Linked DNA regions of Mus musculus: regions 1, 3, 4 and 5 are each linked to region 2. Evidence: chromatin loops called from intact Hi-C (ENCODE). Cell type or tissue: left cerebral cortex. All regions are shown on one strand. Region 1 holds the start of Apoe (apolipoprotein E). Region 2 holds the start of Klc3 (kinesin light chain 3). Region 3 overlaps Bloc1s3 (biogenesis of lysosomal organelles complex-1, subunit 3). Region 4 overlaps Exoc3l2 (exocyst complex component 3-like 2). Region 5 overlaps Relb (avian reticuloendotheliosis viral (v-rel) oncogene related B).

The links. Hi-C counts contacts between places; a loop is a spot of excess contacts. Peaks named below come from ENCODE experiments on the same cell type or tissue, not always from the same donor. Only the 100,000 strongest peaks of a DNase experiment are listed, where the experiment ranks them.
Region 1: it touches region 2 in a loop (2.4-fold over the local background); 9 of 42 quality-filtered maps call a loop at or near these places.
Region 3: it touches region 2 in a loop (2.2-fold over the local background); 9 of 42 quality-filtered maps call a loop at or near these places.
Region 4: a loop joins it to region 2, with 2.1 times the contacts of the local background. A loop is called at or near these places in 3 of 42 quality-filtered maps.
Region 5: it touches region 2 in a loop (7-fold over the local background); 8 of 42 quality-filtered maps call a loop at or near these places.

Annotation. Positions count from the first base shown.
Region 1 is chr7:19,696,247-19,701,246 of GRCm38, reverse strand. Apoe (apolipoprotein E) reads left to right here and starts at 2,059. Exons shown (of 4, transcript NM_009696.4): 1 at 2,059-2,236; 2 at 2,994-3,059; 3 at 3,600-3,768; 4 at 4,144-5,000. The coding sequence starts at 3,017. The coding sequence ends at 4,867. In left cerebral cortex, a CTCF peak has its summit at 2,963 (motif pointing left); DNase peaks (open chromatin) are centred at 8, 2,099 and 2,527; H3K4me3 peaks cover 2,823 bases; H3K27ac peaks cover 2,989 bases.
Region 2 is chr7:19,402,633-19,407,632 of GRCm38, reverse strand. Klc3 (kinesin light chain 3) reads left to right here and starts at 3,529. Exons shown (of 13, transcript NM_001286039.1): 1 at 3,529-3,612. Gm38954 (a long non-coding RNA gene) reads right to left here and starts at 1,944. Exons shown (of 3, transcript XR_881873.2): 1 at 1,865-1,944. In left cerebral cortex, a CTCF peak has its summit at 2,081 (motif pointing left); DNase peaks (open chromatin) are centred at 2,061 and 4,721; H3K4me3 peaks cover 787 bases.
Region 3 is chr7:19,501,621-19,506,620 of GRCm38, reverse strand. It overlaps Bloc1s3 (biogenesis of lysosomal organelles complex-1, subunit 3), which reads left to right. Exons shown (of 2, transcript NM_177692.4): 2 at 1-817. Among named protein-coding and RNA genes, the nearest start is that of Bloc1s3, 4.2 kb to the left of the region's middle. In left cerebral cortex, CTCF peaks have their summits at 107 (motif pointing left), 761 (motif pointing left) and 2,961 (motif pointing left); a DNase peak (open chromatin) is centred at 2,961.
Region 4 is chr7:19,479,417-19,484,416 of GRCm38, reverse strand. It overlaps Exoc3l2 (exocyst complex component 3-like 2), which reads right to left. Exons shown (of 12, transcript NM_001370800.1): 5 at 4,528-4,629; 6 at 4,337-4,437; 7 at 3,061-3,171. Among named protein-coding and RNA genes, the nearest start is that of Exoc3l2, 19 kb to the right of the region's middle. In left cerebral cortex, no CTCF peak of the experiment used is centred here; no DNase peak of the experiment used is centred here.
Region 5 is chr7:19,616,626-19,621,625 of GRCm38, reverse strand. Relb (avian reticuloendotheliosis viral (v-rel) oncogene related B) reads left to right here. Exons shown (of 12, transcript NM_009046.2): 4 at 1,784-2,112; 5 at 3,707-3,864. Among named protein-coding and RNA genes, the nearest start is that of Relb, 10 kb to the left of the region's middle. In left cerebral cortex, a CTCF peak has its summit at 2,403 (motif pointing right); DNase peaks (open chromatin) are centred at 617, 1,845 and 2,404.

The DNA.
Region 1 (5,000 bases), 290 kb before region 2:
AAGCACAGCAGCACCAAGCAGTTTAGAGAAAGCTTGGCCAGGCATGGTCACACCCTCTGCTCTTGGGGACTTACACTGCCGGAACATCAGAGGCCTGGCCTCACCAGGAGGGTGGCTCCAGGTCACTCGCCTCTGTGCAGTCTGGCCCCGAGAGCTGGCAGAGGACTTTGTCTCTGTAAACAGGGTGGGGGCAGGGAGACGGGGCTCAGGAGCCTCCCTGTCCCAAAACGGGCTGAGGTGGTAGCTTGTGCTGACTTTCTCCCAGTGGGAAGGTCAGAGGTCTCAGAAACTTCAGGAAGAAACGGAGTTCCTGGAAGTTCAGCACAATAAGGAAAGTTACTCTGGGAGGAACGGGCCCTAGCACCTTCCCAGGCTGAAACAGGAAATGTCAAGTTGTTTTGTTTTTTAAATTTTGTTGAAGATGTAGCTCTGGGCCTCACGTGTCAGGCAGGTGCTGCTGGGTTCCCTATAGTGCTTTTCCGTGAGGCCTGCTCTGGGGTGTGCGATAAGGGCCTCAGATTGGGCTCTGCATCTCACTGCTGCACCTCATGGCATCCCAAGGGAAGCAAAGACTCACGATGAACTGGTCAGTGTCCTAGACCGCAGCACTAAGACCCTCTCTACTGCCTGGGCTGGAGATGGGAGCTGGCCCTTAGCAACCCATGAAAATCATCTCACCACACCCAGTCCTTGCCAGTGTTTTCTGAAGCCAAAGCTAACAGGCCTGGGCCTGGCCAGGCACCCTGTACGTACCCTTGGAGCCAGGTGTTCCGCCTCTGCCCATCCTGCAGAATCATGTTTTGCCGTGTCTGGTGCCAAACACTGCTATGTGGCTTCTCTCCTGCCATCAACAGCTGGGAACAGGGAACCTTGTGCAGGCAGTGCTTCTAGCAAGCTTGCTGTGGTCTCTGAGCCCCTTGTCCTACCTGACTTCCCAGGTACAATGGCTTTCCCACTTTTTGGGGGTTTTGTTGTTGTTGGGTTTTTTTTTGTTTTTCAAGACAGGGTTTCTCTGTGTAGTCCTGTCGGTCCTGGAACTCACTTTGTAGACCAGGCTGGCCTCCAACTCAGAAATTCACCTGCCTCTGCCTCCAAGTGCTGGGATTATGGGATTAAAGGCATGTGCCACCACGCCCAGCTGGCTTTTCCACTTTTTAGCCAGGACTTCATTCTATTACCTGAGCTCGGGATCTTCCTGCCTCAGCTTTGCATATGGCTAGCACTATAGACCCATGTTCCAGTGAATGACTTATGGCTTGTCTTTTTTTTTTTTTTTTTTTTTTTTTATGTGCATTAGTGTTTTGCCTGCATGTATGCCTTCGTGAGGGTAGCAGATCTTGGTGTTACAGTTGTGAGCTGCTGTGTGGGTGCTGCGATTTTGAACCTAGGTCCTGTGAAATGCAGTCAGTGCTCCTAACCTCTGAGTCATCTCTCCAGCTCCTGCTCTTCTGCTTTTATGAGGAAAAAGAAAAGAGAAGTGGCTTGAGAGTGGAAAATGCACATGCAGGGGTGCACACCTGCAGTCCCAGCATGCTACAGCAGAGGCAGAAGGACCTTTGTGGGTTAGAGGGCAGCCTGAGAATCTTATCTCAAAACAACTTTTTAAAATGTGCTCTGTAGGGGTAGCTCTTCCCTCCCAAGGTGACACATCTGGCAATCGCCAGAAACAGATCAGGAGCATCAACGCTTGGTTTCCCAGGGCTTGGCTTAATGTATGGCTTCAAACCCATCGGGAGCCACCACTGAACAGCTCCTGAAGGAACTGGAGCACGTCCCAGCCTTGGAATGGAAAGAGTTCACCTGTGGTGGAGGAATCAACAACGAGGGATCCCAGAACAACGATCTTCACCCCAGAAGCTGAGCCTCTTAGCCCCCACCCACCCATTTCCATTTAGGCTGCCAGCTCTTTTCTTTACAATGCACCAGACCCCGCGGGGAAAGGGAAGGAGCGGTTCTCAGTGCCCCAGTACCAAGGCCTGGATTATTCAATGAGGTGTCCGCTCCCTTTGTTGGCGGGGGAGGGGAGCGGGGGGTCACAAGGCATCCAAACTCCACCTCTTTCCTCTGCCCTGCTGTGAAGGGGGAGAGAACAACCCGCCTCGTGACAGGGGGCTGGCACAGCCCGCCCTAGCCCTGAGGAGGGGGCGGGACAGGGGGAGTCCTATAATTGGACCGGTCTGGGATCCGATCCCCTGCTCAGACCCTGGAGGCTAAGGACTTGTTTCGGAAGGAGCTGGTAAGACAAGCTGGGCTGGGGATTCACCCAGGGACCTTGGTAGGATGTGGGCTGGGAACCTTGAGATCCCCCGGAGTCCAGGAAACAGGCACAAGAATTGGAAAAGCAGGCAGCACGATAGAAGTCTTGGGGGACAAACTAAGGACTCGAGGTAACTAGCCTTTGCCAGAGTCAGAGCAGGTGGAGGGGTTACCTCCAGGAAGGAGTACGGGACTGTCGGTGCACGGCGTACCGGCTCAACTAGGAACCATCCTATGGCGAAAAAACTCGGGATGAGCCTTAGGCTGCTTTTATATAAATACCTACTGATTTCCATCACAGTCCCCAAGTAACCCGGACTGGTTTCAAACTGTGGCTCCTCATGGCTGAGCTCCCTAAGTTCTGTAGTTGTGGGAGGGTACCACTTCGCAGGGATGGAGGACGATTAAAAATCGTGTTAAATTAACACAAAATGGAAAGCAGGACTTAGCCGGGAAGAAAGAGGAATGTAAGCTGGACCACCCGCTGGCCCTCTGTGAAGTGGAATTTGAACCCTAGGAGAGGGAGCTGGAATTTTTGGCAGCGGATCCACCCCGGGGTGCCGAGATAGCGAACTCGGCAAGGGGAGGTAAACAGACCTTTGGGAAGAGCGGGTGCTCTGTTTTGGAGATGTTTGTGATGGCTCACAGATCTGAGAAGGGAAGATGGGGTTCTCTGGGTGGCCGGAGTCCCTCCACCCCCGCCCCCTGGTGTTCAAAGACAATTTTTCCCTCCGCAGACTGGCCAATCACAATTGCGAAGATGAAGGCTCTGTGGGCCGTGCTGTTGGTCACATTGCTGACAGGTATGGAGCAAGGACTTGCTGTGGTGCCGCTTTTTCTGCTCCTCTGTGGACTCTATTCTAGCCCTAGATCTCTTCTGCTGGTGGGTTGAGGCTGAGGCGGTTCTGAGACCTCTCTGAGATTCAATAGCCCTGAGCAGCTGTTTTATATACTCTTTAGGCCTTGATTTCCCCTAACTATAAGAGGATTGATGGCTTAGTGGGTAAAGGTGCTTATCATAAAGCTTGAAGACTTAACTCTGAGACCAACATAGTGGAAGGAGAGAGCCAATTCCCTCTAGAACTCTGACCTCCAAGGGTACACACACACACACACACACACACACACACACACACAATAAAAAGTTGATTTCTTAGTTGCTCTTAAAAGTGGGGTATACATTTTCTAATTCCACACCTGCCTAGTCTCGGCTCTGAACTACATAGGATACAAGACAGTGCATGCTTGTAGTATCTAAACAGACTCCACAGCCTCCAGACCCACTTCAAAGAGACCCAAAAAGACTGTAGGTCCTGACCCAGCCTTAAACTTACTCTACACAGGATGCCTAGCCGAGGGAGAGCCGGAGGTGACAGATCAGCTCGAGTGGCAAAGCAACCAACCCTGGGAGCAGGCCCTGAACCGCTTCTGGGATTACCTGCGCTGGGTGCAGACGCTGTCTGACCAGGTCCAGGAAGAGCTGCAGAGCTCCCAAGTCACACAAGAACTGACGTGAGTGTCCAGCTCTTTCACCCTCGGCAGGCACCAGCTGATCCAGGGTTGCCTCCTATCTGGGTCCCCAGCCCCTTCTTGTTTCCTTTCTCAATTAGTGTGTAGCCCAGGTTGGCCTTGAATCCTCCTGCCTTCTTTAGCCTTCTGGATGCTGGGAGGAACAGACATTTATTACTTGCTTGGTCGATTGGCTTTTGGCTTCTTGAGACAGGATCCCATTCTGTAACTCAAGCTGGCTTCGAAGGCTCTGCAATTCTTATGCCGCAGCTTCTCAACTTCTGGGAACACAAGCGAGTACCATCACCTCTTGCTCTGTGGTTTCTGGCCCTTCTGTCCTGCCTTCATCTCCTTCCTGTGTTTCCTCTGGGCCTGCAGGGCACTGATGGAGGACACTATGACGGAAGTAAAGGCTTACAAAAAGGAGCTGGAGGAACAGCTGGGTCCAGTGGCGGAGGAGACACGGGCCAGGCTGGGCAAAGAGGTGCAGGCGGCACAGGCCCGACTCGGAGCCGACATGGAGGATCTACGCAACCGACTCGGGCAGTACCGCAACGAGGTGCACACCATGCTGGGCCAGAGCACAGAGGAGATACGGGCGCGGCTCTCCACACACCTGCGCAAGATGCGCAAGCGCTTGATGCGGGATGCCGAGGATCTGCAGAAGCGCCTAGCTGTGTACAAGGCAGGGGCACGCGAGGGCGCCGAGCGCGGTGTGAGTGCCATCCGTGAGCGCCTGGGGCCTCTGGTGGAGCAAGGTCGCCAGCGCACTGCCAACCTAGGCGCTGGGGCCGCCCAGCCTCTGCGCGATCGCGCCCAGGCTTTTGGTGACCGCATCCGAGGGCGGCTGGAGGAAGTGGGCAACCAGGCCCGTGACCGCCTAGAGGAGGTGCGTGAGCACATGGAGGAGGTGCGCTCCAAGATGGAGGAACAGACCCAGCAAATACGCCTGCAGGCGGAGATCTTCCAGGCCCGCCTCAAGGGCTGGTTCGAGCCAATAGTGGAAGACATGCATCGCCAGTGGGCAAACCTGATGGAGAAGATACAGGCCTCTGTGGCTACCAACCCCATCATCACCCCAGTGGCCCAGGAGAATCAATGAGTATCCTTCTCCTGTCCTGCAACAACATCCATATCCAGCCAGGTGGCCCTGTCTCAAGCACCTCTCTGGCCCTCTGGTGGCCCTTGCTTAATAAAGATTCTCCGAGCACATTCTGAGTCTCTGTGAGTGATTC
Region 2 (5,000 bases):
CATCTATTTATTTATTTACTTCCAGGGATAGGACACCGAGGAAATCAGAGGACAATTAGTGGTAATCCGTTCTCTCCCTCCACTCTGTGGACCCCCGAGGGATTAAAGTCATTTTGTCTGTCAGGTTTGGCTACAAGCTCCTTTACCCACTGGGCCATCTTGACAGCCCTTGGCTCTAAGTCCCTAGTCTTTTGGAGATGCCAAACATGTAGGGAACCCATCATTTCAGAATGGTTTGCAGTCATGGGCTAATCATGTGACCTGGGATGAGCCAGTCAAAGGCAGGCTCTGCCTGAAAGAAGATACAGCTACAAGAAGGCTAGTATGGGTGCTGATGTTAAGTACTGCTCTGAGTGCTTACACTGTAACTCAGTCAACACTCTCAACAGTAAAGCTCAGAAAGGCTAAGCTACCAGACCAAGGGCAAACAGCTAGGAGAGGCAGAGCTGCCAGCCAGAAGGGGTGCAGGGCAGCTCAGAGGGTGGCTTCCAGGCAAAGCTGAACTTTGTCCCCAGTTCCTTTCCAGGTCATCATGTGCTATCTGTGTCCACCATACCTCTGTGTCACTCCCCACTGTCCTCTCCTGGGGGCTGAAGGCTAGGGAGGGTGGAACTAGGCTCACTCAGGAGCCCAGAGTCTTGAGAAGGTTGGGGGTCAAGGCCTCAAGGCTCTGCCAAGTAGAACTCTGGGATGCAAATGGCCTCTTTTGTATTATTCAGAGTATCACTATGTAGCCCAGGCTGTCCCAGGCCTCACACCTGAGCCCTTCCTGCCTTGGTTTATGGAGCAATGCCACACCATAGGCAGGATCCTCCATGCAGTATTTTGCTTATTGGCTGTTTTGAGGGCTTCCTATCAGGTAGCCCAGGCTATCTTGGAGCTCCTAGACAATCGTCCTAGCTCAGCCTCCCAGGTGCTGGGATTACAGGCATTTGCAACGTTCTTATCTGAGGTCTCCACAAATAACTTCATCTCTCAGAGCATCATTCCTCATCTTCACATGGGCCTGGTGTAGGAGTCTATGGGTATGACTGTATGGCTTAAGGGTTCTTCCATTCCTAGGCTGTGTGACCTCAAAGAAACCACTAACCTCTCTGGGCTCCATAGTCCCCATCCATACAATGGAGCTAATTAATGCACATGGTGGGAGCATGAATGGAAGTCATTTGCATGGAGGATTTGGTTCAGGCCCTGTTACCCTGTTACTGGGCACCCCGAAACCCAGCCCTGCTTTGGGGTGTACAGTGTGCTGGAACAACGGCTGCCTTCCTAGAGGTTTGCTCCTAATCTGTTTCTCCTGTCACATGAGGAAGAAGACGGCAGGTTAAGTATGAACCTATGGGGCCAAAGAGATGGGGGTTGGGGACTCTCCAGCGTATCTGGTTCTCACCGGCGCCTGCGGAGCCATTCTCCTTCTGCAGGACACAGGCCACAGCGGAGGAAGTGCTTAGTAAGGCCACTCCTTCCACCAGATGGCCGCAGGACTTGAACTCAAGTTTTCAGGCTTGGCAGCGAGAGCCTTTAGATGCTGAGCCGTCTCACCCACCCAAAAACCTTTGGAGGAACTGCGGACAACGATCTCCGGAAGTAGGTTCCCTGAATCTGGTTCTGTACAGAAGGAACCGGAGGACAGCACACAGCCAGCAAATGACAGAGCTGGGATCTGCACCTGACCAGCCCCTGTCTGCTTCATGATGAACGTGCAGCAGATCTGTTGTTAGTGTCCTAAGACCAGAGCGGTGGCACAGAACTTAGCTGCCCTCTCCATTCCTCTTTATTCTAGAAATAACTAGAACCGTTACAACACGATTTATGTCTAGGCTTCAACTCATACTCAGGTTCCAGGACGCTGCCATGCACTCACAGTTCAATTTGGCGGGCACCTGTCTCTAGTGTGGCGACCTGGAGTGTGCAGGGATGACGACACCCGAGGCCACGAGGCTGCGAGCCTGGGGCTGGGAAGGGGGGCGGGGGTGGTGTCACAGAAGTGGCCACTGAGAGCTTCCTGGAGGAGGACATCTAGGCTCTGGAGGGCGAGCACACCGAGGCGGCTCCGTGGACCCGCAGTGCCATCTGGTGGCGGTTTCGTGCACTGCAGGGACCTTTCATAACTTCTAGAATTTGCTTCGTTCATCCTGTAAATACTTTTTGCGCATCTGCATCATGCCACTCTACAGTCTTGACCTTGAAGACGACCAGAGAGACACAGGGCACGCGTTGTAGAATATTAAAGACCCAGGAGCCTACATTAAGAGATTCTTAGATACTGCAGCATGGGAGCTATTCAGGAGGCTGAGGCAGGACTGTAAGTTTGAGCCCAGCTGAGCTTTATAGGGAGACTCTATCCCCCCTCAATAAAATAAAGGTAACTAGGGTACAGTGGCTGTATTTTCAGAATTAAGTGAGACCCTGCCTCAGAAAAGGAGGGCAGAGAGAATTAATAAAATCAACACACACACACACATCTATATCTATATCTATAAATATATATATGGCAGGGAGAGCTAAATAGTAGATGCTTTTTCCTTGTATTCACAGGGCTCTGGGTACCACTCCCAGCAGTGCACACACTACTGTTAGCTCATGTTAATCAATTCAGGTCTTCCAGAAGACCCAAGTTCAATTCCCAGCACCCACATGGTGGCTCACAATTGTCTGTAACTCCAGTTCCAGAGGATCTGATGCCCTCACCCAGATCTACAGGCAGAACACCAATGCACAGTAATATAAATCTTTAAAATAAAGAAAACCCCTCTTACTTATGTGTCCGTATGTATACACAAATGCACGTGTGTGGGTGCCCACGTTCCATCCATGCATGTGAATCCATCCAGGCTCTCCTTGACCAACTCCGGAATAATTCCCAGGAGTCAGTTTTCATGGTTCTTGGAGATGAAACTCAGGCTGTCAAGCTTGGCAGCTAGCGCCCTTACCATCTTCTCAGCCAGGAATAGTTGTGCAAGGTCTTCAGGTTGTAATTATTAAAACAATATTTTTTGGAGATTTTTATCTTTATTTTATGTGTGTCTGTGGAGGCCCTGGAAGAAAGTGCTGGATCTCCCTGGAACTGGAATTACAGATGATTTTGAGCCGACATGTGGGTTCTGGAAATCGAACCTGGGTCCTCTGCAAAAGCAGCCAGCACTCTTACCTGATGAGCCATCTGTTTATTCCATATTTGTGTATGTATGACTGGACACATGTAGAAGTCAGAAAACAACATGTGGGAGTCCGTCTCTGTCCACCCTGAAGGTCTCAGGGATCGAACTCAGCTCCTCAGGATTGGCAGCATGCACCCTTACTGTCTGAGCCTTCTCGAAGGCCCCCAGATAAAGTTTTCAGAAGTTCTCGGAACGCAGGTTTCACCGAATGCTGCGGCAGAGGGCGTGGCCTGGGCGCCTGCGGGGGCGTGCGTTGCCTCCATCGGCCCCGCCCCGCCTCTAGACCACAGGTTTCTCAATGTGTGCTGGCGGAGGGCGCGGCCTGCGCACCTGCGGGGGCGTGGCTTTGCCCTGCCCCACCTCCCTCAGGAGCCTCCGGGAAGGCGGCGGCCGCGCAGCGGGAGCAGCCCGGTCTCCGCGCAGCGAGGCGGCTCGGGCGGGCGGCCGTCAGGTGGGCACGGGGGACGGCGGCGGCTGCTTCGGGATTCCCGAGGGGGCCGCAGGGATGGAGGGAGGGAGCCAGGGACCTGGTGGCCGGGATGAGCCTCGGGGTCCCCGCGGAGCCCCGCCCGGCCCCTAGCGGAGTAGAAAAACAGCTGCGGGCGGGGCGGGGCCTTGTGACGCGAAGTCCGGTGCAGGGTCTCCGCGGCCGCGGGGAGGGGCTGGCCGGCTGTCGGAGGGTCCCCCGCTGCAGCCTGAGGGTGCAAGACATGCATGGTAAGGGAGCCTGCGCGAGGTGTGCAAAGAGAGGGAGAGTAAGGCAGGGCGCACTGTGGAAACTGAGGCGGGAGGAGCGGAGTTGGAGGCGAGCGAGCCTGGGCTTCGTACTCAAGGGAGAGAGACAGAAGGAGGGCGGATGTGGGTACAGATGCCAAAGGGAGGGAGAAAAAGAAAAGGAACGTGGGCCAGCAAGGAGAGTAAAGGTGTTGATGCCAAACTGTCTATTTCTCAAGTTTGATCCACAGGATCCGAAAGGTGGGAGGAGAGAAAGGACTCCTCCCTTAAGTTGCAAGTTGTTCTCTTGGCAATCCATGTGCCTCTGCACACACAATAAGTACATAAAGGGAAAAAAGTTGACTAGGGACCAGGCATCATGATGCACACCTATAATCCCAGCACTCGGGAGGCAGAGACAGGCGGATCTCTGAAGACAGCCAGGGCTACACAGAGAAATTCTGTGTCAATGTATACATATTCATACATATGTATATATATTAGAGAAAATCTGTATCAACATATATATACACATACATATGTATATATAAAATTATATATATTTTAAAAGTAAGAAAGAGTCACATTGTGGGTAAGAGTGTAAAAGAAATGAGCTACCATGTTACTCAGTGATGGGGACAGAGTGAATGTGGATGATCTTGTCTGTCTCCTGTGTGTGTGTGTGTGTGTGTGTTACATGCGGACTGTGCATAGCACTGAGCATGTGTGACTGAGATACTGGGTCAACTGTATACTTGTGGTTGATTCACACAGATGGCCATGTGTGGCAGGGAATGGGGTTGGATCTAGGTGTTGCGTGGCAGTGGGGGTGGAGTGTGTGGAATTGTGTCAGTGATATGTGACTGTCACTGACTAACTGTTGGCTGTGTGTGGGTATGTGGGTGACTGTGTCTGCAAGCTGAGGTTTACTTAGGTGTGTGTGTGTGTATACGTGCACACACGTGAGTGTGGGGCAAGCCTGCTGTGGACTAGTGAAGCTCTCTTGGGGCTCCTGTGAGTGCCGGGGACAGCTCGAGTGGCAGATGGCTGCGGCTGAGCTGTGGGAAGCTGCATATGGAGCATGGCCCCTTGGGTCTGAGATTGTGCGGTGGGGAGGGCGGTGGT
Region 3 (5,000 bases), 99 kb before region 2:
ACATATCCCTCTTACCGACCGCTGTGGCCAAATGCAGACCAACCTAGGGCCTGGGTAGTAACCCTAATTCTTAGGCCTTTGTGTCAGGGGCAGCGCCTCCTGGTGTTTTGATCGCTATAGAGACATGACACCACAAATACAAATCTACCACTCACTGTGTCTCTTTCTGGATGCTAAAAGGACTTGGATTCTGACCTCTATGGGCCTCGAGGATAACAGGTTCTTTTTGCCTCTTTGGGTTTGGCTCTTTGGGTGTCTTTTTGGCCACTCCTTTTGTCTCTGTCTTAATGAGGATTCAGTGACCTTATGTGGAAGGGAGCTCGGGTGGTGGGGTGAGACTGTAGCTCAGTGGTGTCGTGTACGCTTAGTGTGGGCGGCCCTGGGTTCAATTCCTAGGACCACCCTGCTTCAAAAGAAACAAACAAGCACATTCTTTGTTTGTTTGTTTTGTTTTTGTTTTGTTTTTTGAGACAGGGTTTCTCTGTGTAGTCCTGGCTGTCCTGGAACTCACTTTGTAGACCAGGCTGGCCTCAAACTCAGAAATTCACCTGCTTCTGCCTCCCAAGTGCTGGGATTAAAGGCGTGTGCCACCACTGCCCGGTCAAACTAGAACATTCTTAGATGCCTGTGTCCCCTTTAAAAATTTACCCAGGGTGGGGGGTGGGGTGGGGCTGGAAAGTAGAGGTCCTGAGTTCAAACCCCAGAAACCACATGGTGGCTCACAACCATCTGTATTGAGATCTGATGCCCTCTTCTGGTGTGTCTGAAGACAGCTACAATGTACTTATATATAATAAATAAATTATTAAAAAATTTACCCTCTTGATTCTAACTATCAGCTGATATGCTATTTTGTTTTTACATCAACTAGAGTCAGGGTTTTTATTGGTAATTAGGCGTGGAGATTGGGGATTTAGCTCAGGGTTACAGCTCTTGCCTAGCAAGTGCAAGGCCCTGGGTTTGGTCCTCAGCTCAAAAAACAAAACAAAACCTCAAAAAAATCCAACCAAACCCCTCCCCTCCTCAAAAACAAAACATGTAACTGGTGCATGTCAGGCAGTGGTGGCACACACCTCAGTCCCAGCACTGGCTGGGCAGAGGCAGGCAGATCTGAGCTTGAGGCCAGCTTGGTCTGTAGAGCAAGTTCCAGAACAGCCAGGGCTACCCAGAGAAATCCTGTCTCAGTTTTAAAAAAGGAAAAAAATTGTGTGCACATATGTGTGTGCTTGCAGGTATGTTTACCCAGTATGTGTGCTGTATACAGGTGTGCCTATATGTTCAGGTGTGTCCATGTGTGTGTGTAAGCACGTGTGCTTGCATGTGTGTAGAGCTTCCTGTGTATAAACAGGTGTGTCTGCATGCATGCAGGTGTGACTGTATTGTGGGCTCAGGTGTGCCTGGATGTGCAGATCTGTCTGCAGATGTCAGGAGCTGTGTATGTGCATGTAAGGGCCTGTATGTGACAGGTGATGTGCAAGGCTGTCCTCTCCCGAAGCTCTGCTGTGCCGCTGGCACAAGGCCACCACAGAAAGGACTTGTTGACCTTTGAGTTCCCTAGAAGAAGGGGGTATAAGGAGGCTGTGCCACCTCACCTGAGGGTCCAGCCACTCTTCACAAGCACTTGTTTACAACTCTGCCCTAACTCCACCTGTGTCAGGGACTGGGTAGATGTACACAGACCAAGAAAGGACAGAGAGGGGGCTCCATGTACACAGCCACACACAAGCCATCCCTACTGCATGCATACCTTCCAGTAGGGCTGCTCCTGCTCTTAACCCCACACTCTTGCTCCATAAAGCATGGGACCTTGAAAGGTACCATGGTCCCCGGCTGAGCTAAGGCTAGAAGCCGAGGAGAGCCTGAAGGGACCTAAGGAGGTTTACCTGCTCCAGGGCACCAGGCCTGTCACTAGCAGCAGCCCCACCCCCATAGATTTGTGACCATCAGTCATGTAAGGGGAACGCCCAAGCCCCTCCACTCGTAAAGGCTGTGACCTGTGGTCAAGTAGGCACAAGACAGATCTCCATTTTTAACAAGGTTCCTAAAGGCCTGGAGGATGTAGCCAGTAAGCTTTCCTTCCCAGACATTCCTCCCTGCATCCACTTTCCGTCATGACAATAAATGCCTCAACAGTCCTCCTGCATTCCTAGTGCTGGATTGATTATGGGCGTGACCCATCCCTCTGGGAGATAGACAAAACCCAGGGTACTCGGTTGGTCAAGAACAAAGGTGAGGGTCCTGAGAAAATGGTTCAGTGGCTAAGAGCTCTTGCTTTGGACACAGGTGAAGCTGGGGTCCAATCCCCAAGAACAAAGGCAGGCACAGCTGCGCATGCCTGGAACCCAAATTGGGGGTGACAGAGACAGGAAGATCCTGAGAGCTTGCTGGCCAACCAGCCTAGCAGAAAAGGCAAGTGTCCAATTCAGTGGGACCCCCATCTCAAAACAGCAAGGCAGTGCAGGGTAACAGAAGAGGACACTCAGCAGCCAGCCCTGACATCCACATGCACACACGCACATACAGAGGTTGAGGCTGGACAGGGTGAGGACCTGCGTGGATCCAGGCCACAGGCAGAACCCCTTATCAGTGCAGGAATGTAGCTGGGGCTACAGGTTAGGGGTAGTACTAGGTGGGGACAGGGGTGGGGTTGAGAGCCCAAACCCTCCCACTTCTATCCCTTCTGCTCAAAATGCTTGCCAACTTCCTCTGGTACTTGGAGATCTTCTATCAGAGGCCCCGAGGTAGCCCCATCTGTGCAGGTGGCAGCCCCATGCCAATCTCCTGCGTGGGCACAGTGTCTCTGAGTTGATCTTCCTTGGGTGGCTTCAGTGACCCAGCATGCCTCGCTTGCACAGTGAACACAGCAAGCACCCTAGGCATGTCTGTAGATTCCAGGGTGTGATTAAGCCAGGACCAGGTGATATTAAAGTTCCCAGCTGCTCCCTGGCTCTCTGCTGCCCTCTGTTGGAAATCCAGAGAAGACACACTGTTGTTGCCTGTGGGAAAATCCGTTTACCTTGAGCCTAGTTCTGACCCTTCAGAGTCTCTGGTTCCATTTTTTCAAAAATTACTTACCCAGGGTGGGAGACAGTACTGCCACCTGGAGCTTGTGGATGATCTAAATTTTTATTGGAATATATTTTGGAGGGGGCGAGGGCAGGGTCTCATGTATCCCAGGCTGGCCAGGAACTCCCTGGGGAGAACCTTTAGATCCTTGTCATTTACGCCTGTTTTCTGGAATTATAGACCTGTGCTGTGCCACCACAAGTCTTGGTTTGTTTTATTTTTATTACATCATACACACACACACACACACACACACACACACATATATATATATATATCACATATCACATGCATACATAACATAACGATGTGTATATACTCCATCTACATGCATATATATATATATATATATATATATATTTTTTTTTTTTCTGATGCAGGATTTGTCTGTATAGCCCTGGCTGTCCTGGAACTCACTCTGTAGACCAGGCTGGCCTCGAACTCAGAAATCCACCTGCCTCTGCCTCCCGAGTGCTGGGATTAAAGGCATGCAACACCATGCCCGGCCTATGTTTGTTTGTTTGTTTGTTTTTGAGACAGGGTTTCTCTGAGTAGCCCTGGCTATCCTGGAACTCAATATGTAGACCAGGCTAGCGTGGAACTTAGAGATCTACCTGCCTTTTCCTCCTGAGTGGTAGGTTTCGAGGTGGCACAACCATACCCAGCCTTATTTTAGTTTTTAAAATGTTCTCTGTGTGGTGTTTTGTGAGTGTGTGTGTGTTCCACATGCATGCCTGATGCCTGAGGAGACCAGAAAAGGATATCAGATCCCCTGAGACTGGTGTTACAGAGGTTGTGAACGTCTATGGTCATGGTGGGACTCAAACCAGTGTCCTTTGGAAGAGCAGCCAGTGCTCTTAATTGCTGAGTCGTCTCTCCAGCCCTAGGAGGATACATTGTCTTTTAAAATCATTTTACTGAGTGCACTGAGAGCAGCAGCTGGAGACAACTACACAACTGTCTGTTTTTTGTTTTTGTTTTTGTTTTTGTTTTGTTTTTCGAGACAGGGTTTCTCTGTATAGCCCTGGCTGTCCTGGCACTCACTTTGTAGACCAGGCTGGCCTCGAACTCAGAAATCTGCCTGCCTCTGCCTCCCGAGTGCTGGGATTAAAGGCGTGCACCACCACGCCCGGCTCTGTCTATTTTTTTAAAAGATTAGTGTGTGTGTGTTTGTGTCTATGTATGTATCCTGTTTCTGTATGTGCTATTGTCTCTGTGTCTGTGTGTATGTGTGTGCTTGTGTGTTGCTATATGTATGTGTTTGTGTGTATGTGTGTGTTTGTGCATATATGTGTGTTTATGTGTGTGAGTGTGTATAGTGTGTGTGTGGTGTGTGTGTGTGTGTGTGTGTGTGTGTGTGTGTGTGAGTGATTGTGTATGTACTCTTCTTGTGCCACAGTGCGTGGATAGAGAGCAGAAGACAACCTTGGGTGTTGGTTCTTGATTTCTACCTTGTTTTCGACAGGGTCTCTAGTTTGCTGCTGCGGACATCAGGTTAGCTGAGCCAAAAGTCTCTGGGGATTCTCAGGTCTCACCACCACAGTATTCCTCACTCCTCAGGGATGCGGATGCCCTGGGCCTGACTTTATGTGGGTTCCTGGGAGGAGTCAAACTCAGGTCCTCACGCTATGACTCACCCCCTAGGGCCTTGGTTCTGACCTTCTAGGTGCTCCATCTGTGACTGATCAGAGATGACCCACAGGGACATAGCAGTGACTCACACAGAGCAGGGGAACCTCAGGACATGGAGGCCACAGTCTCTGTTCTCTGACTCGGGGCCTCCCTCAAGGACATCTCCCTCTTGACCCTGCCTCAGCACCTGAGTGCTGGGTAACAGGCGTGAGTTTCTCAGTAAATAATCAATCTTGTATAAAAGAGATTAAGTAATTGGAAGACTGAATATGGTTTGTGTTTCTTCACTGGGTTGCCGTGTC
Region 4 (5,000 bases), 77 kb before region 2:
GAAATAGCTCAGTGGTTAAGAGGACCCAGGTTTGGATCCCAGCACCAACATGGCAGATCACAAGCACCCGTAACTCCACTTCCATGGAATCCCACATCTTCTTCTGACCACTGAAAGGACTGTCCTCACATGCACATGTGTGAACACACACACACGCATACACAGACTCATACATGCATATACATACATGCACACATGTGCATACAGGCATGCATATAAACACATTCACACACACATACTAATGCACATGTGCATAAACACACACATACACATGCACACAGACACACAAATACACATGTGTATACACACATGCAAACACATATATACACACATGCAAATACACACATGAATACACACATGCACACACATATACATACATGCAAACACACATAGGCATACACACAGTCACATGCATACACACATACACATATTCACACACACACTCATGCACATGTGCATACACACACATGCATATACACACACACACACACGTGGAAACACACACAGGCATATACACACACAAGGACTAAAATAAATCTTTTTCTGAAAGACAGAAAGGGTAAAACTCTTACCTAGCCTGCTACAGCTTGGATTGGATTGTCATCAGTGGGAAAAAAAAAAACCAAACAGAAAAGCAATACATATGTATACACAATAAAATATTTAATTATATATACTGTGAAGAGAATTCTGATTGCTTGTGAGAGAACTCTAAGAAACCAAGAGTCTTGTGATAGCAGTTTCTTTTAAAACAAAACAAAACAAAACACGGAATTGTTCCTGGATTACGCTTGCGTGCCTCTCCCAGATGCAGTGGATTGAAGTGAGTTCACTTCAGATTATTACAACTGGCTACTCATATTCTTTTCTATGCCTCTATGGAAAAACATGTTTTGACCACGTGTGTGGCTTGCCCGCCAAATGCGGTTTGTCCTTGTGATTGGACATTTTATTCCTGTGACTCTTAGCCCCTAGAATATGAATCGCCTGAGGCTCTGAACAAAGATGGCTACTACAGGAGACTTTACTCTGCCTCACTGATTGGCCCCATTCTCCCAGGGCAAATTGTCTCCAGATATTTCTTCACCAAGACAAGTGGTTCGGAGCTTGCTCTGCAGATCTGCCTGCCTCTGCCTCCTGAGCTCTGGGATTAGGTGTGTGCCACCACAATCAGCTATACTTATGGGTTTTTTTTTTTTTTTTTTTTTAGTGCATTGGTAAGTGTACCTATCTGTCAGAATATATGAGGGGGATACTAGTGATATTGATTTCTTCCAAATGGGCCAGAATAATGGGTAAAGAGGCTTCTCACTGCCAGCCTGTTCACCACCACCACCACCACCACCATCACCACCACCACCACCACCACCATCACCACCACCACCACCACCACCATCACCACCACCACCACCATCACCACCACCACCACCACCACCATCACCACCACCACCACCACCACCACCACCACCACCATCACCACCACCACCACCACCACCACCACTACTACCATCACTACCACCATCATCATCACCATCATCATCTATAGGGTACGTCTGCCATAGCGTATGTGTGAAGTTCAGAGGACGTCCTGAGAGAGTCAGTTCTCTCCTTTTACCACAGGGATCCCAGGGACAGAACTCTGGGTTATCATGTGTGGCTGCAAGTGATTTTCTCACTGACCTGACTCTCCAGTTTTATAAAAGCCATTCAAGGGGTGCAGCTCAGCAGCAGTGTGTACTGAGTAAGCAAGCTCTGGGTTCTGGGCTTCATCCCAGGTGTGATAATAAACAAACAATGCCCATAAATGCCTGGACACACATCTATAATGTCAGTGCAGAGTCCAGACACTCTTGTCGCAAATGACAAGATCGGGGCTGGTGAGATGGCTTAGCTGTTTTTCCAAGGGACCAAAGTTCGATTCCTAGTATCCACATTCGCAGGCTTCCAGAGCCAAGGAATCTGACGCCCTCTCCTGGCCTCCAAAGGCACATGACACAAAGGTGGACATGGATACACATGCAGGCAAAGGCAGAGGCAGACCGATCAGAAATTTAAGGTTGTTTTCAGGGACACACAAGACCCTGTACTAAACCCAATCAATAAGTGGATTATTTAAAATTATATGTGGCTGGGCATTGGGTCACATCTGTTTAGTCGGGGCACTTGAGAAGTGGAATAGGGTAGATCTCTGTGAGTTCAAGGCCAGCCTGGTCTACATAGTAAATTCCAGGATAGTCAGAGCTATAAAGAGACTCTGTCTCAAAATTAAATGCAAGTTAAAGTTAAATTTTAAGCAAGTTAATAGAAAAGAAAGGTGGTGGTGGTGGTGGTGGTGTGTGTATATATATATACATATATATATATATATACACACACACACACACACACATACATAATACACATATGTATACTATATATATTATATATAAAACAATATACAATATATACACTATGTGAGTGTTTCTTCGCATGTATATGTGGGGGCCAGAGGTGATCATCAGGTGTCTTCTTCAATTGCTTAACATTTTTTATATGTGCAGGTGTTTTGCCTGCATGTGTGTCCATGTCCACCTTTGTGTCATGTGCCTTTGGAGGCCAGGAGAGGGCGTCAGATTCCTTGGCTCTGGAAGCCTGCGAATGTGGATACTAGGAATCGAACTTTGGTCCCTTGGAAAAACAGCTAAGCCATCTCACCAGCCCCGATCTTGTCATTTGAGACAAGAGTCTCTGGACTCTGCACTGACGTTATAGATGCGTGTCCCTTTGCCCGGCTTTTACAATGGCTGCTGGGAATCCACACTCAGGCCTTCATGAGCGATATCGCCATCATTCTTTCAGCATAGCTTCTTCATTTCTCCAATTCTAACCCATCAATGTTCTCCTCAACTGGATGAACGCCACAATCTGCGCAGTCATGGGTTTCCCCAAGGTCCGCCAGATACCACGCCTCTAAAGTTCTACACGTGCTCTCTCTCAAGCTCAATGACACCCACTCAGGGACCTCCCCCAATCCAGCTGTCACCCAAGACTTCCACACACTGTCCCCAGGGATGCTCTCACCTCAGGGGGGGCCCGCAGTTGACCATCGAGATAGTTCTGCTGATGTAGGTGTCAGAGGGCAGCTCTCGGATCCCTGGGTTCTCGTGAAATCGTTCCACTCGCTGCTGGAAGCTGGCAGGAAAGAAGGCAATGGGCACAGATGGTACACTCTGCTGCTCAGGGTCCCATGCGGGCATCCAGCCTATCAATTAAAGCAGATCCTGCTCCCCAGTGTCTCTGACCCTCCTGTTCTTATTTCCAATCACCCCCACCCCAAGTGCTGGAGATTGAACCCAAGAATCTTGTTGTTGTTGTTGTTGTTTTGGGGTTTTTTGGTTTTTTGTTTTTGTTTTTGTTTTTGTTTCAAGACAGGGTTTCTCTGTGTAGCCCTGGCTGTCCTGGAACTCACTTTGTAGACCAGACTGGCCTCGAACTCAGAAATCCGCCTGTCTCTGACTCCCAAATGCTGGGATTAAAGGCGTGCGCCACCACCGCCCCGCTGAACCCAAGATTCTTACATGTTAGGCAACCCATCTAGGACTGAGCAATACCCCCAGCCCCTTATTAAACTACTGAGCCATCTCTTGAGCCCCAGTATCATATATATATTTGAGATAGGTGCTTTACCACTGAGCCAAGTCTCCAGCCCCTCACTGGGGGATTCTAGGCAGGGGCTCTACCACTGAGCCACGCCCCCAGCCCCTCACTGGGGGATTCTAGGCAGGAGCTCTACCACTGAGCCACGCCCCCAGCCCCTCACTGGAGGATTCTAGGCAAGTGTTCCAGTGCTGAGCCACACCTCCAAGATTCTTTTTTTTTTTTTTTTTTTTAAGATTTATTTATTTATTATATGTAAGTACACTGTAGCTGTCTTCAGATGCACCAGAAGAGGGCATCAGATCTCTGTTACAGGTGGTTGTGAGCCACCATGTGGTTGCTGGGATTTGAACTTCGAACCTTTGGAAGAGCAGTCGGGTGCTCTTACCCCCTGAGCCATCTCACCAGCCCCACCTCCAAGATTCTTGTTGCCTTTCTGTTCTTTCTTCTTCTTAAAGATTCGTTTAATTTTAATTATTAGTACGAATGTGTCTCTGTGCCTGAGGAAGACTATAGATATTGGATCTATCTGGAGCTGGAGTCACAGGTCGTTGCAAGCTACCTCACAGTGGGTACTGGGATTAGTCCTCTGGTCCACAGCTTACTGAACCCTCTTGCCGCCATTTTTCCTGACCGGCTCAGAGTGAACCGGATCCCGATGGCCAGTCCGTCAGACCGTCCTCTCCCCGATGCCCCTCACCTCTGCAGGAACTCTGCCAGACCTCCCAGGCAGCAGTAAGCCATTCTCTCCACGAACTCCTGACTGATGTGGGGTGCTCTCTCCGTGTGCTCTTCTAGCAGCTGTGTGGACCAGGAGGAGGAAAGGAGATACGTTGTGGGTCGTCTTCCTCCCCTCTCAGGGGCGGGGCGAGCCTACCTTCTTCTTCCCACCTCACAAACATCCTGGGCCAGGTTGCTGGGTCGGTAGTCCATGCTGCCCCACTGTTCCTCATCTTCTTGCAACACTCGAAGAAGGGCTGCTCGGGTCTGAGCCTGCAACAGGGGGATGGACCAGCAGAAGTCAGGCGCAGCCTGGGACCTTGCTCTCTCCTCCCACCATCCTCACCGTGAAGTTCTGGGTTCAACCCACAAACCCCTAGGTCAAAGCAGTGCTTGGGAAAAGAAGCCAGCCAGAAACTCCCCAGCCTCCTCCTTCCCTGTCTGGGGTTGAGGATGACAGACTAAAACCCTGTGAGTTGGCTTTTAGAGTTTCTTTCCTTTCTTCTTCTTCTTCTTCTTCTTTTTTTTTTTAAAGATTTATTTATTTTTATTATATGTAAATACACTGTAGTTGTCTTCAGACACTCCAGAAGAGGGAGTCAGATCTCATTACGGATGTTTGTGAGCCACCATGTGGTTGCTGG
Region 5 (5,000 bases), 210 kb before region 2:
CAGGCTGGCCTTAAAATAACCATCTAGCTGAGGATGCTCTTAAATGCTTGCTCCTCATCTCTCTACTTCCCTGGGGCTGGGATTGGATGTGGTGCTGACCTGGAACCCAGGGCTTTATCCCTGTGCATGCCAGGCCAGCAATCTACCAATTGGCTACAGCCCTCTGTTTGTTTGAGACAGGATCTTGCCCTGAAGGCCATGGCAAGGCTCAAATTCAGCCCCCATGCTAAGCAATGTTATATCACTGTGCCACACCCTAGCCCCTCACTGGGGGATTCTAGGCAGGGGCTGTGCCACTGAGCCACGCCCCCAGCCCCTCACTGGGGGATTCTAGGCAGGGGCTCTACCACTGAGCCACGCCCCCAGCCCCTCACTGGGGGATTGTAAGGCAGATTCTACTAATGAACTCTATCTGTATTTGAGGCAAGTTTATGTGAGGAAATTGTTGGTCTTTACTGCCAAGGACTTAGGAGCCATGGGAGTCTTCTACGCAAAAGAGAAACGGGTTGGTATTAACAAAATCCCTTTGGCTGTGTGAAATGCACAAATACAAACTGGCAACTGCCTTAGTCCAATCGGGAGATAGATGGTGGGTGGAGCAACAGTGGCAGATGGCGCCTCCTGGAAAAGTGAATATGTTTTTGAAGTAGAGGCACAGCCTTGGGAGTGCTGCGTGGCGTTCCTTCTGGCACTTGTCTGTATTCGCAGCACTGGAAAGGCAGAGACAAGAGGAGCTTGTGTTGGAGAACTTGGCTACACAGTGAGACCCTGTCTCAAAAAGCCAAGGGGAGGGAGGGGCTGGAGAGCTGGCTCAATGGTTAAGAGTGCTAGTCATGTTCGGGAGACAGAGGCAGGTGGATTTCTGAGTTCGAGGCCAGCCTGGTCTACAAAGTGAGTTCCAGGACAGCCAGGGCTACACAGAGAAACCCTGTCTCGAAAAACAAAAAAACAAAACAAAAAAAAAGAAGTGCTAGCCATTCTCCCAGAGAAGCCGACTTTGATTTCTAGCACTCATGTTGAGAGACTCACAACGGCCTGTAACCCCAGCTCCAGGACATCTGACACCTTCTTCAGGCCTCTGCACCTGGACACTTGTTGGTACACACCCCTGTATAGACAGGTGCATACACATACTTTTTACAGATCTTTAGAAGATTGAAAAGCTAGCTCAGTAGTTGAGAAGACTGGCTGCTCTTCCAGTGGACGGTGGTTCGATTCCCAGTGTCCATGTGGCTGCTCACAACCAATTTTAACTTCAATTCTAAAGGTTCTGACGCCCTCTTCTGGCTTCTGAGGGCACGGGTCCTTCCAAGTGATACACAGACATATGCAGGCAACACAGACACACACACACTAAAATTAAGTGAAAAAAACTTTAAGAAAATCAAGGGTGAGCCGGAGCACACCTTTCATCTCAACATTCATAGGCAGAGGCAGGTGGATCTCTGGGAGTTCCGGGCTTCACAGAGAAACCGTGCCTCCAAAAAAACCAAACCAACAACCAAAAATACCAAAACAAATGAAGCAAAACATAAGGGTCCGGTACAGGGTATGGCTTATATCCCAGCAGGTGAGAGTGGATCTCTGTGTGTTCAAGATCTGCCTAGTTCCAAGCCAGCCACAGCTACACAAGGAGACCCTGTCTCAGAAAACCAAATTAAAGCAAGCACCAGCAAAACCAAGACAAAAAAGCAGAACCAAGCAGGGAAAACGTGAGAAGTCAGGAAAGGAGCCTAGCCCTGTCCCTCCCCAGCCTCACGGGTCTCCTCTGTTTGTCGCGCAGAAATCATCGACGAATACATTAAGGAGAACGGCTTTGGCCTGGACGGGACACAGCTGAGTGAGATGCCGCGCCTGGTGCCCCGCGGGCCCGCCTCACTGAGCAGCGTCACGCTGGGCCCTGCTGCACCACCGCCTCCGGCCACGCCGTCCTGGAGCTGCACACTGGGCAGGCTGGTGTCACCCGGCCCGTGCCCACGGCCGTACCTGGTCATCACAGAGCAGCCAAAGCAGCGTGGCATGCGCTTCCGCTACGAGTGCGAGGGCCGCTCGGCCGGCAGCATCCTCGGGGAGAGCAGCACCGAAGCCAGCAAGACCCTGCCCGCCATCGAGGTGCGTGTTGTGCTGCTGTGCTCTTGCTGTGGTGCCCGGGAATAGGATTGCTGGGCTTCCAACCATCTGCAAACCTCAAAAGGGCCTGGGGTGGTGGCTCACACTTATAAAACCAAGACTGGGGGACAGGATGATAGAGGGGCCATCCTGGATTACAGACTGTGGCCCTTTAAGATAACGAAGACAACAGACTATATGATATTGTATGTTAGGCTGTTCCAATGACAAATTAGCATCTGGATCCCAAAGGCGCGCCATCCAAAGTTACCATCAACCTCCCATTTCGCCACTAGAGGGAAGCACTCACTCTGTGAAGTGGATGTCACAGACTAGGCCTTTCAGAGACCAGGCCAGCAGAGCTCAGACACAGACCCAGAGCAAAATGGAGAGTCTTTTGGGACTGGTTATTGTCTCGCCCATCACCAATGGCTACTGAATAAGAAATCAGTTTTTCTACTGAATTTTTCTCAGCAATGGGGATTGAACCTAGGTTTTTGTATTTGTTAAGCAGTGGAGGGGCTCTACCACTGAGCCACGCCCCCAACCTTCTGATTTAAATTTTTTGAGTCACATGCTTGTTGTGCAAGTTGGCACTTATTTATTTATTTATTTATTTATTTATTTATTTATTATCGTTCTTTAGCTTGTGAGTAGCTGGAATTACAGGCCTGTTTTTTTGTTGTGGTTGCTTGTTTTTTGAACTGGAATCTTCAAATGTTTCCCAGGCTGACCCCAAACACTGCTACTCACGAAGAGATCCTCCTGTCTCAGCCCCCAAAGCTAGGCTTCCACCTAACATACAAGTGTATGCCATCCTGCCGAGATAGCTCGTCTCTCTGATTCTGTATGTCCATCTTTCTCTCTCAAACTGAGTTATGTTTGCTCAGCTCTTAGGACTACATCTGCCATGCTTGGTGACAGTGACACAGGCCTTTCATCCAACCACGTAGGAGGCAGAGGCAGCTAGATCTCTATGAGTCTGAGGCCAGCCTGCTCTACATAGTGAGACCCTATTTCAAAAAAAAAAAAAAAAAAAAGTACATTTTTTTTTATGTGCCGGATGTAGTAGTACAGGCCTGTCATGCTCTGGAGGTGGAGGCAGGGGGATTGAGGGCTCAAGTTCACTCATCAGCTACATAGTGAGCTCAGTACTATCTTGGGTTATATGAGGCTTATCTCAAAATCCAAGGAAGAGTGGGACAAGGTGGCTCATACCTGTAATGTTGTATCTGGAAGGCTGAGCCAGAAAATCAGGAGTTCAAGGCCAGCCTGGCTACTTAGCAAGTAAGAGGAAACTTGGGTTACCTGAGTACATGAGATCCTGTCTCAAAAAACAGTATGTTAAAAGAAAAATCCAACAAAGCAGGTGAAGGTAGGGAAGGAAGAGACAGAGGAAGGTAGGGGGGAAAGACAGCACTCAGCAAGGTTACATGGCCACTGTTGGCATGGTTCCGCCTTCGCATAGATTAGTGATGTTAAGCCTTTCCTTGGTTTTCTAGGGAGAAGAGGTGGGGTTAGCAACAAGGGAGGCCCAGGGAGTCTGGATGGGGACAGGGGTCCACCAAATTCCCAACAAGCCCATGTCTTCCTGCAGCTTCGAGACTGTGGCGGGCTGCGGGAGGTGGAGGTGACGGCGTGCCTGGTGTGGAAGGACTGGCCACACCGGGTACACCCACATAGCCTCGTGGGGAAAGACTGCACGGACGGCGTCTGCAGGGTGCGGCTGCGGCCTCACGTCAGCCCCCGGCACAGGTACCAGACCCCGACCTTTGACCCCAGCTTCTCACCTCTGCTCATGGAGATTCCACAGGTGAACATCAGCACCTGGGAAAGCCCAGGTCATGGGGCATCTTAGCCAGACCCTCCCTGTTGCTCATCTTGGATGGATGGGGAAAGTTAGGTGTGGATGCAGTAGTGTACACCACACGGCTCTGAAAACCGACTGCACTCATTCACAGCTGTTCCATATTTGCTCTCTGTTTTGCCTTTTAAGATGGGGTCTTGCCACGTAGTCAGAACTAACTTGGAATTAGAGATCCTCCTGCCTCAGTCTCCATAGGCAGGTACCACCAGATGGGCTCATACCTATTCTATTTATCTTGTTCTGTAGACGAGGAGACAGAGGGTCATCAGAGCTGCCTGTGGACTCCAGACCCAGCTTAACTGAGATGCCCATATCAGAGGACAACTTATGGGACTCAGTTTTCTCCTTCCGCTGTGTGGCTTCCCAGGGTTGACCTTGGGTAGTTAGGCTGACTGACAACGACTTTTACCTGCTGAGCCATCTAATGAACCCTAGTTTTTGTTTTTGAGACAAGAATGCACATATGCCAGGCTAGCCTCAGAATTCACTAGTGTAGCTGAGGATGACTTTTTTTTTTTTTTCCTTTTCTTTTGACAGTCTCACTATGTAGCCCTGGCGGGCCTGATACTTGTTGCTTAGAACGGAGATCTTCCTGCCTCTGCCTCCCTAGTGCTGGGATTAAAGAGTGTACCACTATGCCCACTGACTTTACATTTATGATCCTCCTGCCTCTACCTCTTGAGAGCTAAGAGCATAGCCACAGACATTTATTGAGTATTTTATTTTATTGTTTGTTTTTTGAGACAAGGTTTTTCTGTGTAATAGCTCTGATTGTCCTGAACTTGATTTGTAGACCAGGCTGGCCTCAAACTCACAGAGATCCGCCTGTCTCTGCCTCCTGAGTGCTGGGTTTAAAGGCGTGCACCACCACACCTGGCTCATTTAGCCTTTTAATTACTTAGGTTAGAGTGAGTGTCTTTCTATGTTACATAGGCTAGCCTCAAATTCCCCGGCTTCAGCTTCCTAAGTGCAGAGAATCCAGGCTTTCTTTGCACTTTTTTTTTATATAAAGGAGCCTGGCTAG